6 separate regions of the Mus musculus genome follow, and all the other regions are linked to region 5. A link is a loop called in an ENCODE intact Hi-C map of the cell type or tissue named here. Cell type or tissue: gastrocnemius. All regions are shown on one strand.

The links. Peaks named below come from ENCODE experiments on the same cell type or tissue, not always from the same donor. Only the 100,000 strongest peaks of a DNase experiment are listed, where the experiment ranks them.
Region 1: it touches region 5 in a loop (2.7-fold over the local background); 4 of 42 quality-filtered maps call a loop at or near these places.
Region 2: it touches region 5 in a loop (6-fold over the local background); 16 of 42 quality-filtered maps call a loop at or near these places.
Region 3: it touches region 5 in a loop (5-fold over the local background); 7 of 42 quality-filtered maps call a loop at or near these places.
Region 4: it touches region 5 in a loop (5-fold over the local background); 16 of 42 quality-filtered maps call a loop at or near these places.
Region 6: a loop joins it to region 5, with 4 times the contacts of the local background. A loop is called at or near these places in 24 of 42 quality-filtered maps.

The regions. Positions count from the first base shown.
Region 1 is chr16:25,079,064-25,083,063 of GRCm38, reverse strand. No RefSeq gene overlaps it. Among named protein-coding and RNA genes, the nearest start is that of Gm41435, 8.3 kb to the left of the region's middle. In gastrocnemius, no CTCF peak of the experiment used is centred here; a DNase peak (open chromatin) is centred at 2,037; H3K27ac peaks cover 2,803 bases.
Region 2 is chr16:23,960,597-23,964,596 of GRCm38, reverse strand. No RefSeq gene overlaps it. Among named protein-coding and RNA genes, the nearest start is that of Gm31527, 26 kb to the left of the region's middle. In gastrocnemius, a CTCF peak has its summit at 2,016 (motif pointing left); DNase peaks (open chromatin) are centred at 122 and 477; H3K4me3 peaks cover 267 bases; H3K27ac peaks cover 2,147 bases.
Region 3 is chr16:25,263,414-25,267,413 of GRCm38, reverse strand. No RefSeq gene overlaps it. Among named protein-coding and RNA genes, the nearest start is that of Tprg, 21 kb to the left of the region's middle. In gastrocnemius, no CTCF peak of the experiment used is centred here; DNase peaks (open chromatin) are centred at 2,174 and 3,458; H3K27ac peaks cover 1,000 bases.
Region 4 is chr16:23,982,249-23,986,248 of GRCm38, reverse strand. All of the region lies in intron 1 of Bcl6 (B cell leukemia/lymphoma 6), which reads left to right. Among named protein-coding and RNA genes, the nearest start is that of Gm31527, 4.0 kb to the left of the region's middle. In gastrocnemius, CTCF peaks have their summits at 724, 1,882 (motif pointing left), 2,754 (motif pointing left), 3,789 and 1 weaker place; DNase peaks (open chromatin) are centred at 2,799, 3,128, 3,543, 3,759 and 3 more places; H3K4me3 peaks cover 4,000 bases; H3K27ac peaks cover 4,000 bases.
Region 5 is chr16:25,347,821-25,351,820 of GRCm38, reverse strand. All of the region lies in intron 3 of Tprg (transformation related protein 63 regulated), which reads right to left. Among named protein-coding and RNA genes, the nearest start is that of Tprg, 63 kb to the right of the region's middle. In gastrocnemius, a CTCF peak has its summit at 2,005 (motif pointing right); a DNase peak (open chromatin) is centred at 2,001.
Region 6 is chr16:23,967,958-23,971,957 of GRCm38, reverse strand. It overlaps Bcl6 (B cell leukemia/lymphoma 6), which reads left to right. Exons shown (of 10, transcript NM_009744.4): 6 at 359-543; 7 at 1,885-2,052; 8 at 3,521-3,651; 9 at 3,761-3,898. Among named protein-coding and RNA genes, the nearest start is that of Gm31527, 18 kb to the left of the region's middle. In gastrocnemius, no CTCF peak of the experiment used is centred here; a DNase peak (open chromatin) is centred at 1,854; H3K27ac peaks cover 3,615 bases.

The sequences.
Region 1 (4,000 bases), 270 kb after region 5:
CAACAATAGTGCAAAGGCACCGATTCAAGGCTAGTGGTCAATAGTATTTTATGTGCAGGATAGAACTTGAATATTAAAGATGGAAAAGAACCAATATGTGCAGATAGCAGAATTACATATGCTTCATCAGGGGCCCCTGTATTAACAAAGGTTAAAGGATACCCTATTTAGAGCATTTTATCTATTAGCAGTGACCCTTCTCTAGAATTGTACTATGCATATGGTCTTCTGAGTCCTTCAGAATAGCTTATTTTCCAGCAGAAGAAAAATGGATAGGGAGGAAGGGAGAGAGAGCTGGGGGAGAAAAAGAAAAGAGAAAGAGAAACCACTGAGTGGATAGGTGCATAGGAAAGCAAGGATGGGACAGCAGTTACGCCACGCATGGGTTAAGAAAACAGTTACTGCTTAATGTACAAAGCGTGTTAACATCAACGCATGTCTTTGGTTTTCATAACATCTGCATAAGTAAGGGTCATTTTCCCAATGAGAAAATAAAGACTTCTGAGAGATTGCAAGCTGACGTTTTCAAAGCTTCCAGTTTTTTATGGGAAGCCAAGACCAATACCCTAGTTCCCAGTCTCTGCCTCAGAGTTCCCAATGCCCTTCACCTCCAGATGCAGAGTTCCAGAGAAGAGACACATTGGAGCTCAGTGAGCCAGACTCAGTCCGGAGAGGAGGAGGGAGGAAGGACCATGAACGGAATACAGGCAACAGGAGATGGGAAAGTACACGGATCTGCAGGAGCCACTGAAAGTCAAATGAAAGTGCGCCTTCTCTGAAACACAGTAGTCCAAACACTGAAGTTCTGCGACTTTAACATAAGCATTATCTTAATTCAGTAGGGATGAAACTCTTTCTAAAACCGATTATGCATCTGTCAATATTCCAGAACAAAGTACAAAGAATCTAATTTAGCCTTTTAGAGAGACTAGACTGTCTCTATGCTGCACAGCATTCTAAAGGAATCAAAATTTAAAGGGCCACTGGGCTCACTCAGTGTTAAAGGAGTTGCTGTGATTTCATGGCCATTGGGAATTTGTAGAAGAGTTACTGCTTTGATTTGCTCTCTGCCTCCTCTTTCCTTAAAAAGCTTTGGGTTTCGTTCATCCTTAGCAGGCCTGTATACGGCCGCCTATCTACCCACTTCTAACATGCTGTTTGGGAACTTTATGTATCTGGTGGTAGCCAAGCAACCCAACTCTGAGTGCGGGACACCAATCGATTAGCACATGGGACACAGGTCTGAGCCCACTGTGTGGATTTGCTCACATCCTTTCCTGTCTGACAGATTCACCTGTGTTTTTTTTTTGTTTGTTTGTTTGTTTGTTTTGCTTTGTTTTGGTTTGGTTTAGTTTGGTTTTGGTTTTGGTTTTTTGTTTTTTCCAGTTCATGATCCTGAAGATCTAAATCAAATAAAAACTCTCCAGAAAATCTAGGAACACCAAGAAGGTCCCTAGGAACACCAAGAAGGTCCCTAGGAACACCAAGAAGGTCCCTTGCTCGAAACACTTCAGCAGATGAGCCCATGATGGGGGGACACCAGCACTGTCTCTCTTGGTTTGACACAGTGAAATCTTAAAGACAAAAATTGCACTTTACTTGACTTTCTGTGTCTATGCCTCAACCAAGACTTTGTTAATAGTAAGGTTAAAAATGCTGTCCTCAGGAACATTTGTTCTGGAAGGAGGCAAGTGGAGGAAGGAGAAAAAGGAGAAAAAGTTAATTAGAAGCCTGTTAAGAAGGTGGGGACAGGCACTAGGGAACTTGAATGCACATTGTTCCTCAGCCCCAACCATCTTCTCACAGCCAGTGCAGGCAGGATCCATTTCTGAGACTTCCCTCAAACTTCTCCCTGGATTCTGCCACAAAAAGCAGAGCTAAGACTCAGGCTCCAGCAGGGGACTCAGATGAGAACTCGCCACCCCCAAAGATGCCCCCCTGGAAAAGATACTAAAATTCAGGGAACCTGGTGCCTGAGGCCTGTGGGAGAAGAGAGCAGCCCAGCTGGCAGCAGACAATGTTCTCCTGTGGCTGCGGGCTCTGCCCCTTCCGGCTCCCGGCTGCCTGGCTCCATTGCGTGTCCCTGGATGAACCCTTGACAGGCCCTCCCGCTGCTAAACAGGTATTCAAATGAATGCATGTTTTATTTTTAAAAAGACTTTGTTTAAAAATATGGTCTCAGAAAGTTCTCTGTTCATCTGGCTCATCAATGCCAGGATAAGAAATTTTGCAGCCAGTTTGAAATCAACAACATCAAAGCAATTGAACATTAGTTGGACTCCCGATAGATGCCCAATGAATATCCCTGCTTTGGAAATTACCACACTTTTTCTTCTTTTAGATCTCTGGTTGAGTCATTGGCATGCCACACAGGACACAGATCGTCCCAATACATAGCAGCCCTGTCCCACTATGTCCCCCCTGCCGAATAGACACATAGCGTATCTAAATTTTCAAGCTTCGTATATGTGTACATGGGGTCATATATGTGAGAAGTATATGCACAAGTATGAGATGATTCCTGTGCACATATGGGCACACACACAAGGAGGTCTGAGATCAATATTGGATGTCGTCCCCCATCATATTGCACATTTACTTTCTGAGACACTGGCCCTGAAGTTCATAGTTCGGCTAAGTTAGTTGGCCAATGACCTTCATGGATCTATCTATCTATCTATCTCCACCTACCTCACATGGCTGGGTTATAGATACCCATGACCATGGCCAGCTTTAGACATATTTTCTGAGCATTTAACTCATGACTCCACTCCTGATCAGAAGGCAACTCACTAAGAGCTATCTCCCCAGACCCTAAACTTACTGTTTTGGTAATAATGGGAAACTGAACCCAGGGACTCATCCATTCTTGGCAAGCATTCTACCACAGAGCTACATTCTTAATTCTGTTTTAAGCTCTTGAACTTTTGGTTGACAGGGGTGCCAAGGTAGGGGAAACAGTTTGTATCTTGCCAGCACATTCTGGAAATAGTATCTCACTTTTCCTTTAGGAAACCATTCCATCCATTCTCAATCGATGTAGTTTAAGAGGGAATGACTTTGATCTTTTGGCCTTCAACAATGGTGTGGATCCAGGCTGGCTTATTAGCACATACAAATAGCCTCATAGCCACATAGCCAACAGATGGAGTTCAGTCCACGGAGAGTTAATTATAAGACATTTATCAAAGTTACTTTGGCAAACACACACATTTTTTTATGATGTTTACCAAACTGATACCCTAAGCCTGAGACTGCTGCAAGACCCTGGGAAAGGGGGCAAGTTTAATAAAGCAGTTAATGCAGAAGAAAACCTGCTAACAAAGAAGCATACTTCTGACCTCTTATTTGATACATGTTGCCCAGAAGGCTTTTCATGTAGCCAAGCTGGCACAGGACTTACCGTAACTGAAATCAACAGAATCCTGATGAACAAATTATCAAAATCAAATGTAATGTAAAATCTCTACTTTAGTGTTTTACAGTTTGCAAAGTGCATCCATAGACAATGACTGTTTAAAAAAAAAAACATAAAAGTTCCAAGAAGTCTCATCATCATGCTCAGTATTTCATACATGCTTTAGTGATGGCTGGTCAACTAATGTCAGATGGTCAACGGGTACCTGAGCCAATCCTGAAATCTCAGATTCTTACTCTGAGTCTAATGATACCATTTTATTTGAGGAGTTATCAATCCAGTACAAAAGACAAGCTAAGCCCATGTCTAAACTTAGCCCAGACAGGCAGTTCATACAAGGGTAGTGTGTGTCCGTGAAACTGATAGCTGCCCGCAATAGATGATTTGTGAGTCAAGGCCTGCTGAGGCTTGGCCAGCATTAGGAAAGCATATGAGGAGAGGTTGCATTTTGAAGTTCCCTTAGGAGACTGTAAAGCATTTTTGCATCTCATTTCTGGAAAGGCTTTAAAAAAAAAATTCAATGACAGAGCCTGGAGAAATAGCTCAGTGGTTAAGGGCACTGACTGCTCTTCCAGAGAACCC
Region 2 (4,000 bases), 1.4 Mb after region 5:
CACATCTCTCGGCATCCACGCATTCAGAGCCTCCTGGGTGACCGACAGACATTCACAGACTTGAAAGCTTTATGATTGGCCAGAGGCCAAGCAAGCCTCTACCCCAGTGTCAGAACTCAGCCACCTCCTCCTGTGTGCGTCAGGTCGCTATTTTTGCTGTGGGTCTCTGTCCCAGCCCATCCAAGAGTAGACTGGATTAACGAGACCATTTATGCATCCGTGATTCAGATGTAAGTTCACGCTGGCCTGCTTTGGCACCCGTGGATATTTTACCTCAGAAAACCCCAAGGACCAAGTATGATTGACAGGATCTGAGAACTGGGGAGACAAGTGTGGTTCTGGTAATGGGCCCAGAAGAGAAAGCCTGCGTCCCCTTCCTGTTCCTGGGTGGCAGTGGGGAGGGAACACGTGCCTACTTACTGGTCAGCTCCTGGCAGTGGTGTTGCTGCCGTCTCTGGGCACGTGTTGAGAAGCTAGGGGAGTTGCCCACCCGAAGTCCCAAGAGAGCTTCAGAAAGTCACGCCACCTTCTGCCAACCGCAAGGCCTTGCAGCTCGGGTTTCCTTTGAAAATGACTTTAAAGGACTTGCCAGCTCGAGGCCTCAACTCACCCTGCTCTTTGAAAAGGGGGAAACCGATCCCTCAGCTCCCATAGAAACCTGGCAGAAGAACTTACGGACTAGACAGCTTCAGGAATGACAATTCACGGGCCTGAGGGAAGCTGGCCTCAGGCTCCTTTTGCTCCCGAGAGTCTGTTTTTGTACCATTCCTATTTATGAGGGAGACGGAGGAGCAGACGGGGAGGGTGGCGTTCCGACAAAAGGGAGATCAAAGACTGAGCTACTGCAGTCAGCCGATGATTAATAATAAGTAAAAGGGAAACATCTCTAAACGGAGTTATTAAGAGTATAGCCCACAGCAAAGGGGAGAGAGAATTTTATTACAAAATCATGGAGTGAATGCATTTTCACACACAGACACACACAGACACAGACACACACACAGACAGACAGACACACACACACACACACACACACACACACACAAAGGTGTCTCAAACACTAGGATGTGTTTAAGACTCTCTGCATCATGGAAGTTTTTGAGGGAAAGGTTTACTAGGACCGCAGGTTGAAGTGTGTATTGAGGAAGGTGTATTAGCTTTGGCTTCCGTTCACTTTCTTTTGCTATAATAAAACACAGACCAAATGCAATTTGGGGAAGAAAGGGTTTATTGGGCTTACATTTCCTAACCACAGTCCACCACAGAAGGAAGTCGGGGCAGGAACTCAAGGCAGGAACCTGGTGCCAGGAACTGAAGCAGAGACCATGGAGGATCGCTGCTTGCTTGTGCACTGTGGCTTGCTCAGCTTCCGATCCAATCCTGGTCCATCTGCTCAGGACCCTCCCACATCAATTGTAAATCAGGAAACTGCCCCCCAGAAACTGTCAACAGGCCAGTCTGTGGCAGCATTCTCTCAGCTGAGGGTCCTACTTCCCAGATGACTCTAGCTAGAGTAGAGGTAGCACAGGTTTTGTTTGTCAGAACTCCCGTCTCAGCAAAGAAGGGTTGAAGTCTTTAAGCTCACAGTTTTGATGTCTTTAAGGTCACAACTTCAGGTGTTCCTGTCCATTGTCCTTGGCTCTGCTAACTCAACTTGTGATGAGACAGAATATCATGACAGACAGGAAGCAAAGAGAGAGAAAGAAGATGACACTGTCTCAAGGGCATGTGCTGAGTGACCTATCTCCTCCATATAGGTCTCACCTTCTAAAGTTTCCAGAACCTTCTAGAATAGTGCTACCACCTGAGGACAAGCATTTTAAAACAATTGCTTTTGGAGGGCTTGGGAGCTTGACTCTATACCTAAGCCACAGCAGCAGGCCTGTAGACCGGGTGAGTCCACACAAGCAGAGCTGTTAAGGAGCTGAAAGTGGCAGAGTGGCAAGAACTCTCTCATTAAGTGACTCTTCTGACCTGTGAGGTGACTGAAGGAGACAGTCTGCTGCCATCTAGTGTCTGGGCAAGTGTAGAGACCAGGCTCTACCTAACCCCAACCCCAGGAAGGTACAGGGGTGTGTTCTGATTTAGTAATGATGAAATGAATAGGGCCTGCCTAGGGTCACACAGCTGAGTGTCATACGCCACACCTAACCCTTTGTAGAATTTACAGTTCAGTCAATGCTTAGGACCTAGGCTTCTTATTTTAATTTCTTTGCCTCACTCACGGTAGTGATTGATAACAAATTGTCTCGCATTCTTCCAGATGCATACTCAGGAAAGCATTAAGAAGATGGACCCCGGAAAAAGAAACAGGGGAAAGCTGACCCCTGGGTGGCAGTCAGGCCACGTCAGTGGCAGATCCCCAGAGCCAGGCTCTTAAAATAAGATGATCTTCCAACACTGGGTTCTGTGGAGCCTGCTATCATCTGGAGGCTTCTGGACTTACATTTCTATGATACCCAATATCTCCTACACCTAGTTGCAATAGGGTACCTGTGCCCTGGACTTTCTCCTTACATGGGTTAGTTTGTGTGGGTTCCTATTTCTCGGAACAAGAGCGCAGTTTATGCTGACAGCCACATTTTATACATATTTATATTTCATAGTTTATGAAAATGACACACACACGCACACATATGGGTCATTTACTAATCTCTGAAGTGGCAAAGGGAAAAGTATCTATAGTCAAACTAATAGTTGAGATGATTGAAAGTTGTTAAGTATTCACACTGCTTCTTCTTTTGGCTAAATTCAAGTGTGAAATTGTTAAGGAATGACGCTTTTGCAGTGCTTCCCTAGAAGGTAGGAAATCAAAACACGTTTGTTTATAGCAACTTGATCATTTTGCATTACTGGCTACAAGGAACAACATCACCAGGGTCTACAGAGGTAGCTCAGCAGAGAAAGCTCACGACTCTTCCAGAAGACCTGAGTTCAGTTATCAGCACCCATATGCGGCAGCTCACAACAGTCAGTAACTCCAGCTCCAGGGGTTAAAAGGTAAAGAAAGAGTACTATGAAAGGACTGCAGACTTTGGAGACGATTTTACAATAGTTACCAGTTTCACTGTTAATTATGGTACTACAATAAAATGCGGCCCGGTCTATACACTGCATTTCACAGTAGACGGTTTTTCTGATGATAGCTTTGTGACTTTCATAAAGGATACACACTTTTTACTATTGCTTTCCCACACTCATAATCTTTGGAGTAAAATTCAATTTAGTGTTAAGCTAAAGCAAAACTTGTAACTGGTTATAATTAATAAAACAGGTACTGCTGTTGGAAGTTGTGTGTGTGTGTATGTGTGTGTGTGTGTGGACCTACGTGTGGGAACCCATGTTTACATAAGTGGAGGCCATATGGTTTATCTTCCTCAGTCTTTTCTCACATCATTTATTGTGGCAAGGTCTCTCATTTGAATCCAGGGCTCCCTGATTTGGTCAGTCTACCAAGCCAGCTGGTCCTTGGGGACCCCCAATATCCACCTTCCAAGTGACAGGGTTATAGGCAGCTGCCAAAGCAAACCAACATTTCTGTGGTTTCTGGAGACTGGAACTGGCTTTGCCAACCTCGAAAAGCAACTAAGCCATCTCCTTGGCTGCATGTCTAAACTTCTTAATGAATGGTGGCTGACAGTTCTTGGATTCCTCCAAGGAAAAACACAAACCTTGGTTTACCAAAAATACCGTGACCAATAGAGAAGACCAACTTCCTCTAATCCCTAAAGAGGAGAAAGAGGGATTCTATCCTGCCAGGGTCATGAGACACAATACAACCAGTGTAGTGTTAAGGGGCACTTACATTGAAAGGGGAGAGTACGTCCGTGGGCACTAGGAAAGCAGGCATCTACGTAGAGGTACGTCAAGTCAGAAAAGGCTTGGAGTCTCAGATGGAAACTTGAGATGTACCTTAGTACCCACCTTTGGCAACTGACCACCCTAGATGAATGGTTGCTTAGGACATTTAACACACAAGAGAGACCTGAAGATAGTCTAT
Region 3 (4,000 bases), 84 kb after region 5:
CCGAGACAGGGTACTCAGCAACTGTGGTTTGACTTGAAGAAAAGCTTGACAATTAGGGATTCACAGAAGTCAACCATAACAATCAAATTACATCTCTCTAGATCACTTAACACAAAGTAGATGATGCCACTCGCAGGTACAGAGAGAAAAGGATAGATCCTAAGAGAAGCAGACACTGACAGAGTCACTCATGCTGAGGATGAAACACAGGGTAAGAGCTTGGCCTCTGACTGGTTCTGTGGGTATGGTGACCCAAGCCTGACCCCCAAACCCAAACAAGGTGGAGAAAGTGAACAGAACCCACAAAGTTGTCCTCTGACTCTCACATGTGTGCCGTGGAGACATGTGCTCCCACATATATCATATGCACAGAGAAAACAAAATAATAATAATAATAATAATAATAATAATAATAATAAATAATAACAGTTTTACAGAAAGAATAGGAGCCTGTGCTCTAGCCCCTCCATCCCAGACACCAGATGGCACTTAGGACAGCTGTTGCTGCTAGATTTTACTCCTGCATTTGGGAGACCTGATGTGTAAAGCTAATTTGGCTCCCAGTAAAGATGAAAGGACCTATTCCTATATACATGTGTCCTAGGAACAAACCGTCCATTACTCAAGTTCAATGGGTTTCTCTATCACACACAGCCAAATTAACTTACCACCATGGGTAACCAAAGACAACGTTATAACCTATTCCAAAGCCTTTGGTTGTAGCGTAGTTGGGGTCTGATTTGTATCTCTGAAGTGTGTCTCAGACACTTAACTGCATAATCTGCTGCTGAAGTTAGAAGTCTGTAGCTGGGCTCTCAGCTCAGTCTCCTCACTTGCTGGGGTCTCCGAAGCTGGGTTATTCTTACTATTCCAGTGTTCTGTATCTATAAATGGTGTCAGTCTATTGAAGCTCCAAAAACACATAGCATGGGGATCATGCACTCTGATATATGTGCCATGTGAATTGCATCATCAAAAGAATGTAAACCAGCACTCAATTATTACTGGTTGAAAATTACTGAGCAATTTTAGTTATTGGTCAAAGTTTGGGACTCTTTTTTTCTTCCTTTGCTTTTTTGGGGGTTTGCTTGTTCATTTTTGTTTTGGGTTTGTGGCTTTGTGAGTATTTTGTTTTGTTCTTTTAAAAACAAACAGGAAAGGGAATGGGAAAGGAATACTTGAGATCAAATCAATTAAAAAGAAATTCAAGGCACTGTCAGAAATGGATATTTCTAGAAAATCAAGTCAAGCCTTACTTACTCTTCAAGATGGAATGAGTGAGGTCTTAAGTCCCAGCACTTCCCTGGGACAGGCAAGGGTATCTAGAGATGACGTAGCATTCTCCATCTCTCTATTCCCATCTTCATCTGTCCTTAGTGAGCTTCAGAGAGAGGTGAGCAACTGCAGCAAGAGGGGAGGAGCCCCGATTCCCACTTGAAATGATTCCAGGAAGGAAAAAAAAATGTGTAACCACCTGACTTTGAAGCATCTTTATAGATCCCAAATGTCATCCATGTTCAAATGGATCCTTATAAGTGACAATCCATTGATTAGACAATTGGTCATGCACTGTGGCTGAGGACATGGGGGAGCACCATGGTTCTCTTGCTCTAGAGTTTGCTGAGGGGAAGCGAGCATGAAATGAAGAGTTCTGCCACTGACTGAAGTGAGTAAGAGTCTCCTGTTCCACTGCCTTGCCTCTAGTCATCAAAAGCAAGCGGCTGTGGTACATTTCCATTTCCTTTAATGAAGGCTAGAACAGCCCAAAAGCATTAGCTATAGAGTGTGATATTCACTTGCTTAATGTTTATTGAACTTGGCAGCAGCCATATAAAAGAAGTCGGGTCTAGGAGCTCTCAGGGAAATAACAATGAGCCTAAGGAAGATTCATTGTGGAAGTAGTTATCCGGCCACAGGGAACACACTGAGCACTGTGGGAAAAGTCACTGAGTGAGTTAGCATCTTTGCGTGAAGGCTTCCAAGGAAAGGTGGGGGCCGGGTGGGAAGGCATGGCAGATAGTGGCCAGATGGTGAGAAGGAGGCAGTTCCGGACACAGCCTTGAAACAGCGAAGTTATGTGGGAGAGTGAGAGCAAACTGACCCTGCCGTGCAGATAGAGTGGGCAAAGCGTGAGTAAAGACAAGGAACAAGAGGGCGAATCACAGGAAATACTGCTTGGTGGGTGGGAATCTGCGGTTGGCACCAGAAATGGCATTGGGGAATGGAATCGTCTTTGCCCATCAGGAGGCCACTCACGCTTGGTCAATTATTGGTCTGAAATTTCTCACCGAAGGCAATGCCATGCAGCCAGCCGCACTCTGTCACAAATCGGGGTCCTGCAGCCATATAGCGGAAAGTTCTTGAGTACAAAGTGAAGTTTGAGTATAAAGTGTGGTTCGTAGACCGAATGCCGCTGTGAGATGTGAGGTGATGCTTCTCATAACTGCATCAGGCAATCTGTGGGTTGGGGATGACAAGTAGGTTGGAGACACCTAATGTGGGTTGATACATGGGGTGGCAGACAAAAGATGCTTAGTAGAGACTAGAGAGATGGCTAATACCAACCTTTCTCTCACAAAATAAAACTAGAAGCTAGGGATGAGGGATCTAGGTCCTGTTTGGAAACTGACCAATAAAATTGGGATGACCATGAAACTAAATGTTTAGAACAGGTCTAGAACAGGGGACTACTATCTCAGACCTGATTTATAAGTAGCCTACTGTAGGCTGGACAGTACAGTGGGCTCTAAAACCACAAAGGTGTTGATCATATTAGGTTAGAACCTCTCCTGCAGCAGGGGTTATTAAATGTGGCTCTATTGAGCCATTTGGCCTGTCAAAAAGTGTTGGCATGCACCAATCATGTGGGACATGGTGTTGAAATGACTTTTGACCTACAAACTCTGTCTTCAGTCATAACCATGATGTTTCTATGTATTTCAAATAATGACTTCCACTGATGAATACTTGGAAAGCTTATGTGCAGACAATGGAGGTCTGCCTTTTATCAGCAAACTCTGACCCCATTATATTCTGGCTTAATGCTCTAGAGCAGACCTGTCTCCTTGGTTAGGCATTTCAAGGATCCTGGGGTCTGATCCTACCTTTGTCTCAGTTCGTTCCTGTCCCTTCTTTCCCATATCCCTTATCAACAAGTCGGGTGCTAACCTAGCAAAGGGGTGTGCTCTGTATGTAGAACAAGCCTCCTCCTTTTTGTCAAAGTGACAAAGTGACAAAGGATGCTTCAAGACTCAACTCAAAGGTATTCTTCCCCATGCTACGTCTTGATAACACCTTGCACATTTTACTTTAAATGCTAGCATGCCAATTAAGTCTACTGGACTGATTGTTCCTCAAGGCCAGAAACCATGTTTATTCATTGTTGCTTTTCTATATAGCGGACCCTTTTCTAAGTGAAGAGGCTAACTCAAGCTGCAGTGCAAACTATGACCACCAGATGGCAGTAGGTGGACATTTTGTCTCTCTCCCAGCATGAGGGAGAAGAAGGGTTTGTAACAAGTGCCTTTCATCTCTGCCCTTGCAGACAAACGTGTCTCTGAAGACAGAAAGAAACCTTTGACTGGCTAGTCGGATTCCCACACCCCCGAATAAGAATAACAGGTGGCCATTGTATTCTCCCTTTCCTGACAACTCTGTCCCTTAGGCTCAACTGTATTCCATGATGCAGGAACATAGATATTTCAGTTTGATCTTCACAAGGACAAGGTGACCGTCTTCTCAGGAACTGGGAGGAATGGTCACCAACACCCACTGATGGTCAGCGTCTGTTGAGGTCCCAGAGCTTCCTGCCCACATCCATCTGTCAGACCCGAGCAACTGACAAATGTCAGACAAATATCCAGTGCTGACATTTTTTTCTAAACGTTGTTATTGTATTTTTGCTTGACATGTAATAGGTATACATATTTTTAGGCACAATAGGCGTTAGATATAAGAATATTTTGAAAAATATAAATAAATAAAAATTAAAAATAAAAAA
Region 4 (4,000 bases), 1.4 Mb after region 5:
GTTCATCTGGCCCTAGTCCACATGCTATTCCTGGAGGTAGCAAACTTGAGCTCAAAGGAGTTAGGTGAAATTGTATTCTTCTTTATATACCGATTTTAATAAAAGAAGGAAAGATATTTGTCCCGGGGGGGTGGGGGGAGAGGAAATGGAGAGAAAACACCAGGAGATGGACATTTCTCTTGCTAAAATGACTGCAGTTGAGTCCTGAAGCCAAAATAGAAAGCTGTAGATGGACACCTCCCCACCCCACCCCCACTCCCCCACCCCCTAGTTTATAAATAGAAGTTTCCAGCATCCTATTTGGAAGATTTTCTTTTCTAATACTTCCAGGCATTGGATGATTTTAAAGATCTGTTGGTAGTGACAGTAAGGTTAGATGCTGTTCAAGACAACCAAGTGACTTGAGCAGAGACAACCAGGAAACGGGTATTCACTAAATACTCTCTTCCTCACCTCAGGTTTGAAGGGTTTACCAGAGTGTTTTCTTGAAAAGACTAATTTATTCTGGCCTTGGTGGTCAGGAATGGCATCCTAAATTTCTAAGTTGTCGTTTGCTGAGCCCCGAGGAGTTCCAGTTATGGGTTGAGCCATGACTAGATGTCAAAATCTTTCCTTCCCTCTGTCCCCTGCTGGGGATATCCCCCTCGGTTGTGAAAAAAAAAAAAAAAACAACCAAAAACCAAAAAACAAAAACCCAAAAACTTAAGTTTCAGGGGAGGTAGTGCGGCAGCGCCACCCCTTGGTGAGTAAAACTATTGGTAAAAGTCAAATATTTGAAAAATAATTGTGAAATAAGCCTAATGTGCTTACCCCTAACCCTGAGAGAGAGAGAGAGAGAGAGAGAGAGAGAGAGAGAGAGAGAGAGGAAACTTTTAAAATCAATACTTTGCAGTTAATCTTTCAAATAAGATAGAGACACGTTGTTTTCCAAACTAGAATGGTGTCCTACCAGGCGATGTCCTTCCCATAATTCAAGGGACACCCTTTCAGGAGTGGAGATGAGGTGGGATAGAGGTGGGGCTTATCTGCGACTTCTCTGGATTGATGTAGCTATTTTCCTCTCAGACTTGACTTCAGGTACCGCAGTAGATTGACGGTCTGACTCTGAGCTAAAGAGGAGTGTGTGTGTGTGTGTGTGTGTGTGTAAAACCGTAGAACTGAAAGTGTTGTAGTTTCCCCGGGGGCCGTGGTGGCTTGTGTCGAAGTGATGGGGGAGAGGTTTGTGGACCGCAGGGAACAGCATAGGCTGGGTTGTGAGAGACAAAGTAGCGAGGCGCGTGCCGGTTTCCTACACTGCGCAACAAGTGGGACCGCAGCAGCGACAGGCGACTCTGCATACTAGCTCTGCTGGTTAGCTTCTTTTTGCTCCTCCCAACCCTTCCTGCTTCCCGATACGGACCAGTAGCACCTCCAAAGGCCATATTCTGTTCTGTTCCGCACCCGCTTTGCTCAGTGAGTGAAAGGGCTGACCTCTGGTCCCCACTTCCTCTGTGGGTATGAACCATGGGGTTATTCCCGATTTTTGCTCCCCTCCTTCTCTCTCCCGCCCTCCCCCTCTCACTGTCTCTCTCTTTGGCACGAGTCTCTCTTAATACTTTCAGGTGTGGTTCTTTTTGAAAGAATGTGTAGCCAGCTTTGAGGAGAGGAAGAAAGGAACAAATAACCAAATAATATACGGCTCCTGACGCCGTACGGTGTTAGCTAGAGTCATGAGCATCGGAAGAACGGAATTACATCTACTCAACTAAATGTGTTCCGACTTCAGTTTTGGAAGCAACTTCCCCCCACCCCCAAGAGAGACAAAACCACGGTGGTCAGGGGTGCCGAGTGTAGAAGGCGATGCTAACAGGGTGATTCTTGAATGGACTGAGTCCGCCACCTAGTGGTAGGTCACGCTCAAGGTTTGCGCCCGAAGCGGTGTTGTCTGGATCCTGGTCAGACGCTAGGACTGAGGAGGAGAAGGGCATTGTCCAATGAAGACAGCATCCGACTTCCAATGTTTTGACGAGACAGATGAAAATCATATTCCCACGACGTCGACATACACCGTGGCTCAGCCATCAGTATCTATGTCAACTGAGAAACAGTACTTTCTTTAAGGATATTTGTGGCCTCTCCACAGAGAACTTTAGTAGCGGAAAGATTGCACCCAAACTCTCAGGAGCTTTAAGATTTAAACTTCATTGCAATTGTGGCATAGGGCCTGACAGTAAGTTTCTGAACTCCAAAGAATTCACCAAGGGAGTTCATTCCAGTCTATCTAAGAGAAGGGGAGAGCAGTTTAATCTTGGGTCACTGGAGTATCCAGTGCACATTGGAAACTGCCCCCTCCCAGTCTTAGCTTAAAGGTTTTGACAATGGACATGGAAAGGTGACAGAGGTGTGAGCAGGTGGGGCATCTCTAAGCTGTGGTGCTTGTTCTGGGAGTTGAGTGGCCAGAAACTACTTGGTCTCCTTGGGGTTGTGCACTGGCTTTCTGTAAGTTTGAACTCCGGACTCACTCTCTTTTCACCCAGTTTATTCTTTACTTAGTGGCCTGGGGAGAAATTAGCTGTGTGTGTGTGTGTGTGCGCGCGCGCGCGCGTGTCTGTAGGGGTTGTGAATAAGCAGAGCTTTATTCTTTGAGAATTTGTAGCCCATCTCCTCCGTAGGTTTTGGGGTTTTTTTTGTTTGTTTGTTTGTTTGTTTTTGTTTTTTGTTTTTCCCCTCAAAGCTCTTAACCGAGATGGCCCGGTTGCACCGACGCACTGGCGGCCTCTAGTGGCGTCCTCATCGCAGAGACACAGCTGTCTCCCCCGCCCCCTCCCCCCAACCCCCCGCCGGGGCCGGGAGGAATCCAGTTCATCTTCTATCACTGCGGGAGTTGTCCCAGGCCGCCGCGGAGAAATGCGCCTCTGTTCGGGTTGGAAACGAATCTGGGGACGTGTCTGAAGCGCGGTCAAGTTTGACTCATCGCTTTCCAAGGACAGTTAGTGCCTTCCATCTTCATTAACGTGAATAAAGACCTTAGCTGACTTCTGTCTAGATCGAATTTAAAAAAGCATTGTTTGCTTGGGGAGATGATGCCTCTCTTTCCTGCCCCACAGTACCCCGCCCACCCCAACGCCGATCTCAGTCCGGTCAGGATGAGGGAAGAGATCTCTTCTGAAGGACATGGTTTGCTGGCATTGTCAGCAGACCTTCTGGAGGCTGTCTCGACCAGGCTCGTGGGGAGCGTCCCTTCAGCTCTTCAGCTCTTGATGATAAAACACATCCCTTTATTTTATTGCATTTCCTCGAAGCTTGTAGGCTAGCAAGAGCTCTGAGGCAGGACACGTAACAGAAATGAAAGTCAGGACACAAAGTCCTCTGGTTAGCTCACGCAGCTGCGGATCCATCGCACTATCAACTTCTCTTTTTATCTCTGTGTCATTCCCGCCCAGAGGCAAGAGCAACAATATTGTCCTTCCCTACCTCCAGAACAGAAGCAACACTTTGACTCTACCCATTTTCGCCAGAAGAGGCTGGCTAGACCTGAGCACCCTGTTGGGAAAGAGCGCTCCTGCTGGAGCTCAGGGGCATGTTTCAACGCGTCATCCCTACCCTCCTCCCGCCTTCAAACTCCTTGGACAGTGATTTACATTTTATGAACCCTCTTTAGATTTTTCGGAGAGCTATTGAAGTTATTAGACTACCAATAACCCAACAACCATCCTGGGTAGAGAGAAGTGGAAAAGCGTTCTCCAAATCCAGACCCTGGCCAAACTAGGTCAATGGGAAGGAGGGGCGGGGCGAGCAGCCGGCTATGGTTTCAAGCCTTGATGGAGAGCTCCCTCTAGCGTTAGACAGAAGTCCAGTAAGTGAGAATGGTAACTCCTAGGATATTCATTCCTGTCCCATATAAAATTACCTTTGTCACCGTTAATTCATACCGAAGGAAAAGGAAACCACAAAACAGGGAACCAGACAGACCCCGTCTCTGGGTTGCGAATCTGATCCCGCCTCCATCACTGAAGGGATG
Region 5 (4,000 bases):
ATTTTTTAAACTTATTTCTTGGCCATTTTCATTTCCTTTACAGGCTTTCTCATCGGGGCTACAGCTCATTGTTAAATTAGGTAGTTTGCTTTCTTGAATTCTTAAGATCTTTGTGTACTCTGGCTATTCACCTGTGCTGGACATACAACTGACAAAGATTCCTCCCACTCTGTGGACTTGTTTACTTAATTGATTTGTTTCCTTGGCAGTGCAAAAGTTCTTTTTTTTTTTTGCTTTAGGTGAACTTGGGGAGTGATTTCTGAGCAAAAGATGTCCTGGTTTGAGATTTCATCTCATGCCATCTAGACTACATAAAATTAGAGGGGAAAACTGATGAGAAGTTTCAAGCAGGTGCAGCCATTGGCGAAACTGATGTGATGACTTCTCAAAAAGATAAAAGTAGACCTATCATATGATCCAGCTATGCCACTCCTGGAATATACCCAAAGGACTCAATATCCTCTTCTGCAGACACTTGCTTGTACAATGGCCATGTACATTGCAGCTGCATTCCCAATAGCTAGGAAATGGAAGCAGCCTAGATGTTCATCAATCAATGGATGGATAATGACAATGTGGTAGATATGTACAATGGAAATCTATTTACCTATTGAGAAATTAAAATTTTAGGTAAAGGGAAGGAATTCCAAAACATTATACTGAGTGGGATAACCTAGACCCAGGAAGACAAACACTACATATTCTTTCTTATATGTGAATCCTGGCTCTGGATTTTGGGTCTGAGCACATAACCTGGACCAACAATAGAAGCCAGGAGAGAAGAACAGGATTACTGGGGGTGAGGAACTCTAGGGAAAGGGATAGAAGGACTCAGGTGCTATGAATGGGGAGTGGGAAAACTGGAGGAGGTCTTAACTGGAGAGGAGGGATGGAGGGAGGCTAGCAGAGGATGGAGAGGAGGGAGAGAGGCTAACAGGATGGAGAGGAGGGAGAGAGGCTAACAGGATGGAGAGGAGGGAGGGAGGCTAACACAGAAGACCTGCATGGGCCTCACCAGGTGAGACCCAATATAAAGGGATGAAGAGTCACAGAATGGATGCTGAGGGAGGAAGAAGATCTTAATCCTAAGAAGTCAGCTTAAACACATCCACATACAGACAGCATTAATAGGCTTCCTTCATCCCTGCCCCCTCTGCACACACACACACACACTCACTCACCTGAACAGTTCATTAATTTGAGAGGGAAGGATTGGAGGAACATGTAAGGAGTTGGCGGGGCGGAGAGGGGGGGGGCTGGAAATGATGTAAATATGGTGTGCTCATTTATAAAATCCTCAAATAATTTTCAAATAAAATAAAAATTAAGGCAATTGAATTAATGAGCTAGAGAGACAGCTCAATGGTTAAGAACACTGGTTACTCTTCCAGGGTACCAGGGTTCAGTTCCCAGTAACCTAACCGTATGGCAGCTCACACCTGTCTTTAACTCCAATTCGGGGGGATCTGACACCCTCACAAAGATATACATGCAGGCAAAACATCAATGCATATTAATTACTAATAAATGTTGAATTCAAAGATAGAAAACACAAACTATCCTTCAAGTTCCCAGTTGATATGCTGCCTGTTGCATGGACCCTTGTCCCCAAGTGGATGTCATTTCATCACAAACACTGTCTTCAGTACCTCTCCTATGGCCATAGTCATAATTGTCTCTGGTTGACAGTTTATTTATATGCTGATCCAATTGCTCACCTTGTGTATTGAGTAGTCTTTCCTCTATTGCAGAATCAACACCTCATTTATTCCTGGGTCTCTGTACTGAACCCAGCAAGGTCTCAACAAACACAAACAACAGAAACACGTGACCTATCTCCCTTTGACACATAACCCTCCCGGGGCATTACTTCCTGTTTGCCACTGTTCCTCAGCACCAGTATCCCCTTCATCTCTGGCTGGTTGAAAGGAGCCTCCAGGACCAGTTTAAGAGACCATCTGAGATCTCCAGCTCCAGCTTCCTGAGATGAAGAGATTCACCAGCAGAGGGCAACAGCGAACTAGCAATGACAGGCCATATTAATCCTGCAAGTTTCCAGGGCAGTTATCCAGTGACTCAGGTCATCCCAGGTACCCCTCCTGCAGCCCAGACCTGTGCCCAGTGATACTTGAGTCTCTGATTTGGTCTTTTGAGACTAGGAAATCAATTTGTTGTTTGTAAATGATCTTCTGAAGAAAATTTTCTTCTAATGGTCTCTCTCTTTTTCTCTCTCTCCCTCCCTGCATGTATGTATGTGTGTGTATATGTATGTGTGTGAATATATGTATACGTGCACACGTGTGCATATGTGTACAGAGAAAGAGATGGGGTATATCTATAACTTAATACAGGCATTTCTCTATGTACCCTGATGCTTAATAAAGTTATTATCTGTGATCTACAAGTCAAATCAAGTATGTCGCCCAAGCCCTTGAAGAGAAGAGGAAGACAGCATCCTGGCTAGCCCAGAGTCAGCAACCTAGAGAGGAAACACTGCATCGTTCATTCCTCACACATTCCTTGAGCATCCACTAGGCTCTGGAGCCTGAAGAGCATCCAATTTGGGTTTGCTGTTCAAACACAAACAGATGAAAACTGCATGGCACTGGAGCAAAGCATATGCACCCTGAGTTAAGTGGAGTCTTGCGAAATGTTTAGCTACATCACCCACATACATTTCTTTCAGTCATTTGGTTAGTTTTTTCCCTAAGCCACTCCAGTTTGTTTAAAATGGGAGACCCTCAAAAGAAACACGGTTTCTAATAAAAATCCAATACCACAAACCTTCCCTGTTCCCAGGTCTCTAACCCTGGCTGCTTGTGATTCCCCCCTGTGTTTCTCCACTACCCTGTGCCATCAGTCACACACTGGGCTCTGGGCTCCTCATGAGGAATCCTGAGAAGATCTTCCTGCCCCGACACACACAGCTCTGTACTATGAGAAGGAACACATACAAGGAAGAACAGCATGGCACCCAGTGGTATGATGTGACCAGAGAAAGGTAACTCAGAGCCACAGAAGTAAACTGTGGTCTAACGATTCCTTACCCACTGCCCACAGGGCTAAGGAAAAGAGTCCCTGGCACCTCTTCCATGCCCTGGCAGAAGCTTCTCCTAACACGTGTCATTTTCTACAGTCTGGTAAGAACCCTAGTGCTGGGAAATCACAAGCTGAAAAATCTGGATGACATTTTCTAAGGTGAAAAGAAGAAAAACTTAGGAGAATTTATTTCCTGAGTGGTTTTTTTTTTTAATATGCACCTACCATTGGGCAGGTGGAGTATGCCCACAAGAGACAGATAGGAAGGGAATGGAACATAGCACAGTTAATACATTGCTCTCTTTGCAAGCACAAGCACCTAAGTTCAAGTCCCAAAACCCAGAACAAATGCTTTGTGTGCGGACATGTGCTCGTAATCCCACCACTAGGTAAAGACAGGCAGATCTGAGGGGCTCTGATAGTCCATTGGACAGTCAGCCAGAGAGAGTCCCTGTCTAAAATCAATCAATGAAGATGGGCGGCACCTGAGGGACAAGTCTAGGCTTGACAGTCCACACACACACACACACACACACACACACACACACAGGAAACACCTAGAAACATAACCAAATACCATATCAGATGCTACAATAATCTTCACCAGACAACGCTCACAAATAAAGATAAGTAAAGTGAGGCACAGTAAACTGTTTGGTGTTGCCTGTTCAAATCAACCCCTATGTCAAAGCCTTGGTCCCCTCGGTAATGGCATTAAGAGGTGGAACCTCAAGAGATGGTTAGTTTTCCATGAGGGCTTAAGAGGAGAGCTTCGTCAGTAGGGTGCACACTGTCAGGAAGAGAAGACACTGGCTTCCTTGTTCAGTTCAAGCACACAACTAGAAGCAACTTTCACGGACCAGAAACAAGGTTCTTAATGAGAAGCAAGTTAACTCAGTCAGTTGGCATGATCTTAGACTTTGAGCCTCTGGAGTTAAGGGAAAACAATGTTGGCTATATC
Region 6 (4,000 bases), 1.4 Mb after region 5:
CTTTCTTTCTCTCCCTTCTTTTCTTTCCTTTTTTCTTTTTTTCTTTCTTTGTAGCAGGGGAGATCATTCCCTTGTGTGGGAGAAAAATATTCCACAAATCCTAGAGGCACTTCCTGTGGTCTTGATGGAGCAGGGAACCCATCTTTTAAGACTGAGAAAGGCTTTAGGCCCTAAGGAGAAGCAACTGTGTCTGGAAGTGGAAGTTGGGCATTTGTTGTTGGGCTCTGAGTCTTAGAACTCTAGAAGGCAGTTCTGGTCTCTGGGCTTGCCTGAGAGACACACAGAGAGAGGTTAGCATGGCCACCACGTGGACTACTCTTCCCAGATGAGTCCTGAGGCTCCTTTTTCCTGCCCACAGGTCCCTGGCAGGCTCCCCCCGAAGCAGCAGTGAGAGTCACTCACCACTCTACATGCACCCCCCAAAGTGCACATCCTGCGGCTCTCAGTCCCCACAGCATACAGAGATGTGCCTCCATACTGCTGGGCCCACGTTCCCGGAGGAGATGGGGGAAACCCAGTCAGAGTATTCGGATTCTAGCTGTGGTGAGTCTCTTTCTCCTCATCTCTCTGAACGCCCCGGAAAAGAGGCCCCTCTGTTCCCTGGCATGTGTGTGCTGCTGTCTCTGGGACATGACCCAGATTAGAAGGCCTCTGGCACTTACCGTCTCCAGCAATAGTTATCCTTTCTGTCTCCCAGGAACTGGGCTGATTCAAGCAAGCCAACAGGGTTTAGGTGTTGAACTGGGATAACCACGCTCCAGCAGAGGTAGCTTGCAGGACGGCTGGAACCCTCAGAGCTTTCTCAGCCTGTCTGTGCCCAAACTACTGGGTGTGTGATAGCATTTCCTGGTAGGTTGTCAGTCCTCTGTGAAGAAATAGCTGGCCTTAGTCATTCATGCATCTCGCACTGGGCCTCAGTTGGCTCCTAGAATGGCAGAGGTACTTAGAAAATGTCTGCTGAATTAAGTTCGTTGAACGAAATTATTAATTAGCATCTCCACATGGTCAGTATTGGCTCCCTCAGTTCTTAACCTGGTGAAAAGTCCCACTCTTAACTCAGCTCTAGTTACCGTCTTTTCTGACTCAGGAAATACATACTCAGGGTTAAATTACACTGATATACCATTCTCAGAAGATTATGGCAGAATAAAGAAGAGGCTTACAGTGAGCCATTTGGCCCTAGGTTACAAGTCAGGGAGCACAGGGACTGTGCCTGCCTGTCCCCAGATGATTTTCTTATTCTGCATTCCAGTTCCTGTCACTGGGCCTCTGTTTGCCTTTCTGCCACCTTTAGTGTCCTGGGGTTACAGGTGGGCTTTGAAGACGTGAAATCTAGATAGGCACAAAGATGGTGGTAGGGTCTTCATCTTCAGTTCCTTCTGGGAGGGACTTACAGGGTTAGAACTGTGTCTCATGGCTCTTGAGGCTGTCATTCTTTTCTGATGTATAGTGTGTTTCTATGGGTAGGCAGGACAGGGCATATTAGCTTTGCTTTGGAGACAGAGACAGGGAGAGGCTTAGGGACGTCAAGTGTCTTGCCCCAGGACTGCTGTGTATGAATAGAAGTTGAACTATGAACCTGTTTGTAAGAGCTCCCAGAGAAGAAAACCTAAGGCTTTCTCAAAGCCATGAGGCCCTAAGGAGAGTCTCTGGAGTGAAACGTGTTTACCTTAAGATTCAATCTGTCTCCTGTCTTGCTCTTTTCTGACTGAGACTCTAAAAAACTAAGAAAAATAAAAGTCCCTACTGGTCCTATGGGTTCCCATAAACGTTGAGAAGGAGCCCAGGCTCTGCTGAGACATTGGCAGAGTTCCAGAGGCGGGAGGCGTCCGGGCTCCGCCCTGTCTCCTCATGCTAACCAGGCATCCCTCCATGTGCCTGCAGAGAATGGGACCTTCTTCTGCAACGAATGTGACTGCCGTTTCTCTGAGGAGGCCTCGCTCAAGAGGCACACGCTGCAGACGCACAGTGACAAACCATACAAATGTGATCGCTGCCAGGCCTCCTTCCGCTACAAGGGCAACCTCGCCAGCCACAAGACTGTCCACACGGGTACGGCCTTGTCCCAAGCCGAGGGCTCTGTGATCGGTTACAGGCAATAGATCTTAGGACAAACCTGGGGACTTGGTTGGAGGGAGGCAGGATGAATGCCCCACCCTGGCTTCAACTAGGGCAGCAGTCCTCGAGCTGTGGGTGTTGACCTCTTTGAGGGGGGGTGTCAAACAACCCTTTCTTGGGGGTCACACATATCAGATATCCCACATATCAGATATTTAGGTCATGTTTCACAACAGTAGAAAAATTGCAGTTATGGGTTAGCCATGAGTATAATCTTATGGTTGAGGGCCACCACAACAGGAGAAACTGTCTTAAAGGCTCAAAGCATGAGGAAGGTTGCGAACCACTGACCCAGAGGATTAACCCTGTCTTGTCTCTTTCCTTATTCTTTTCGCTTCCTCTGTGGCTTTGCCCTGCTTCTCCCCCTTTGCTGGGATTTGAAGCATTAGTCCCCCCTGGTTGAGTGAAGAGACTAATGCTGATAAAGGCAACATGGACTGAGGTTTGGGTAAAGCCAGCTAAAAAGAAAAGCCTTTCAGTGTCAAGGACTTATCAACCAACTTAACGTTCCTTTTCCTGGGGACTCGTCTCACAGTCTCTTTGTTGTGAGCATTAACTAGCTCTCAGACCTTTCAGTGGCCCCATTATCCCCAAAACTTTCCATGGTGGAAGGCTCAGCCGTAGATTGGTTTCCTCTGCCCGGCCTCTGCTCAGCCCCACACCCTGCCTTGCTAGCAAATGGAATACAGCTGTAGTTGCCACAAGCGGAAAACTATGTTCTGAGAGAGACTAGAGCAGCCTGATTTTATCTCTCTGGTGAGTGAGTGGATATTGCATCAGGCTGGCCAAGGCAAGAGCCAGAAGAATCATCCCAGGTTGTCTGAATCAGCCCTGCCCATTCAGAGAGGGAGACCGAGGTCCAGAGAAGGGCTGGGTCTTGCCCAAGCCCCAGAGGCAGTGACCCTAATGACAATGGTGGTTCTGCAGGCCAGACTTCTTGAACCTTCTCCCACTGTGTCCTGTGTATAGAGTTTCCACCCCACCATGCCCAACTGCTTGTGTCTTGACCTTGTCCCTTGCAATGTGTGTTGGCGTGTGTGGTAGGCACCTAGATCAGTGGTTCTCAGCCAGTGGGATGAGACCCCTTGGGGGTTGAATGACTTTATTTTTTACAGGGGTCATCTAAGGGCATCAGAAAACATAGATATTTGCAATATGATTCAGTACGATTCCTAACAGTAGCAAAATTACAGTTATGAAGTAGCGACAAAAATGATTTTGTGATTAGGAGGGGGGAATCACAAATGGGGTCACAGCGTTAGGAAGTTGAGAGCCACTGCCCTCCCTGTAGGGAAGGGAGGCATTCGTGGCCTTGTATGGAAGTAACTGCCTTGAAATTAAGAGTCATTGGAGCCCCCGGTTAGAGATGATTTCCTTTTTCATTCGTCTTGTCAATCAATAGGTGAGAAACCCTATCGCTGTAACATTTGTGGAGCGCAGTTCAATCGGCCAGCCAACCTGAAGACCCACACTCGAATTCACTCTGGAGAAAAGCCCTACAAATGTGAAACCTGTGGGGCCAGGTTTGTTCAGGTGAGCAGGGTAGCATGGCGAAGGGACCCTGTGGGGAATGGAGACCTGGCCATAGGCAGGCAGCCATAGGCAGGCAGCACCTCTCACGCTGTGCTGTGCTCCCCTTCAGGTGGCCCACCTCCGTGCCCACGTGCTCATCCACACTGGAGAGAAGCCGTACCCCTGTGAAATCTGTGGCACTCGCTTCCGGCACCTTCAGACTCTGAAGAGCCATCTGCGCATCCACACAGGAGAGAAACCTTACCATGTACGTAAACCCCGTGGCTCCTGCCATGTGACCTGGGCGGGGGCGGAGTGGGGGAGGGGTACACAGCAAGTGGACAGCAGAGCTGCTTGCTCCAACCTCTAG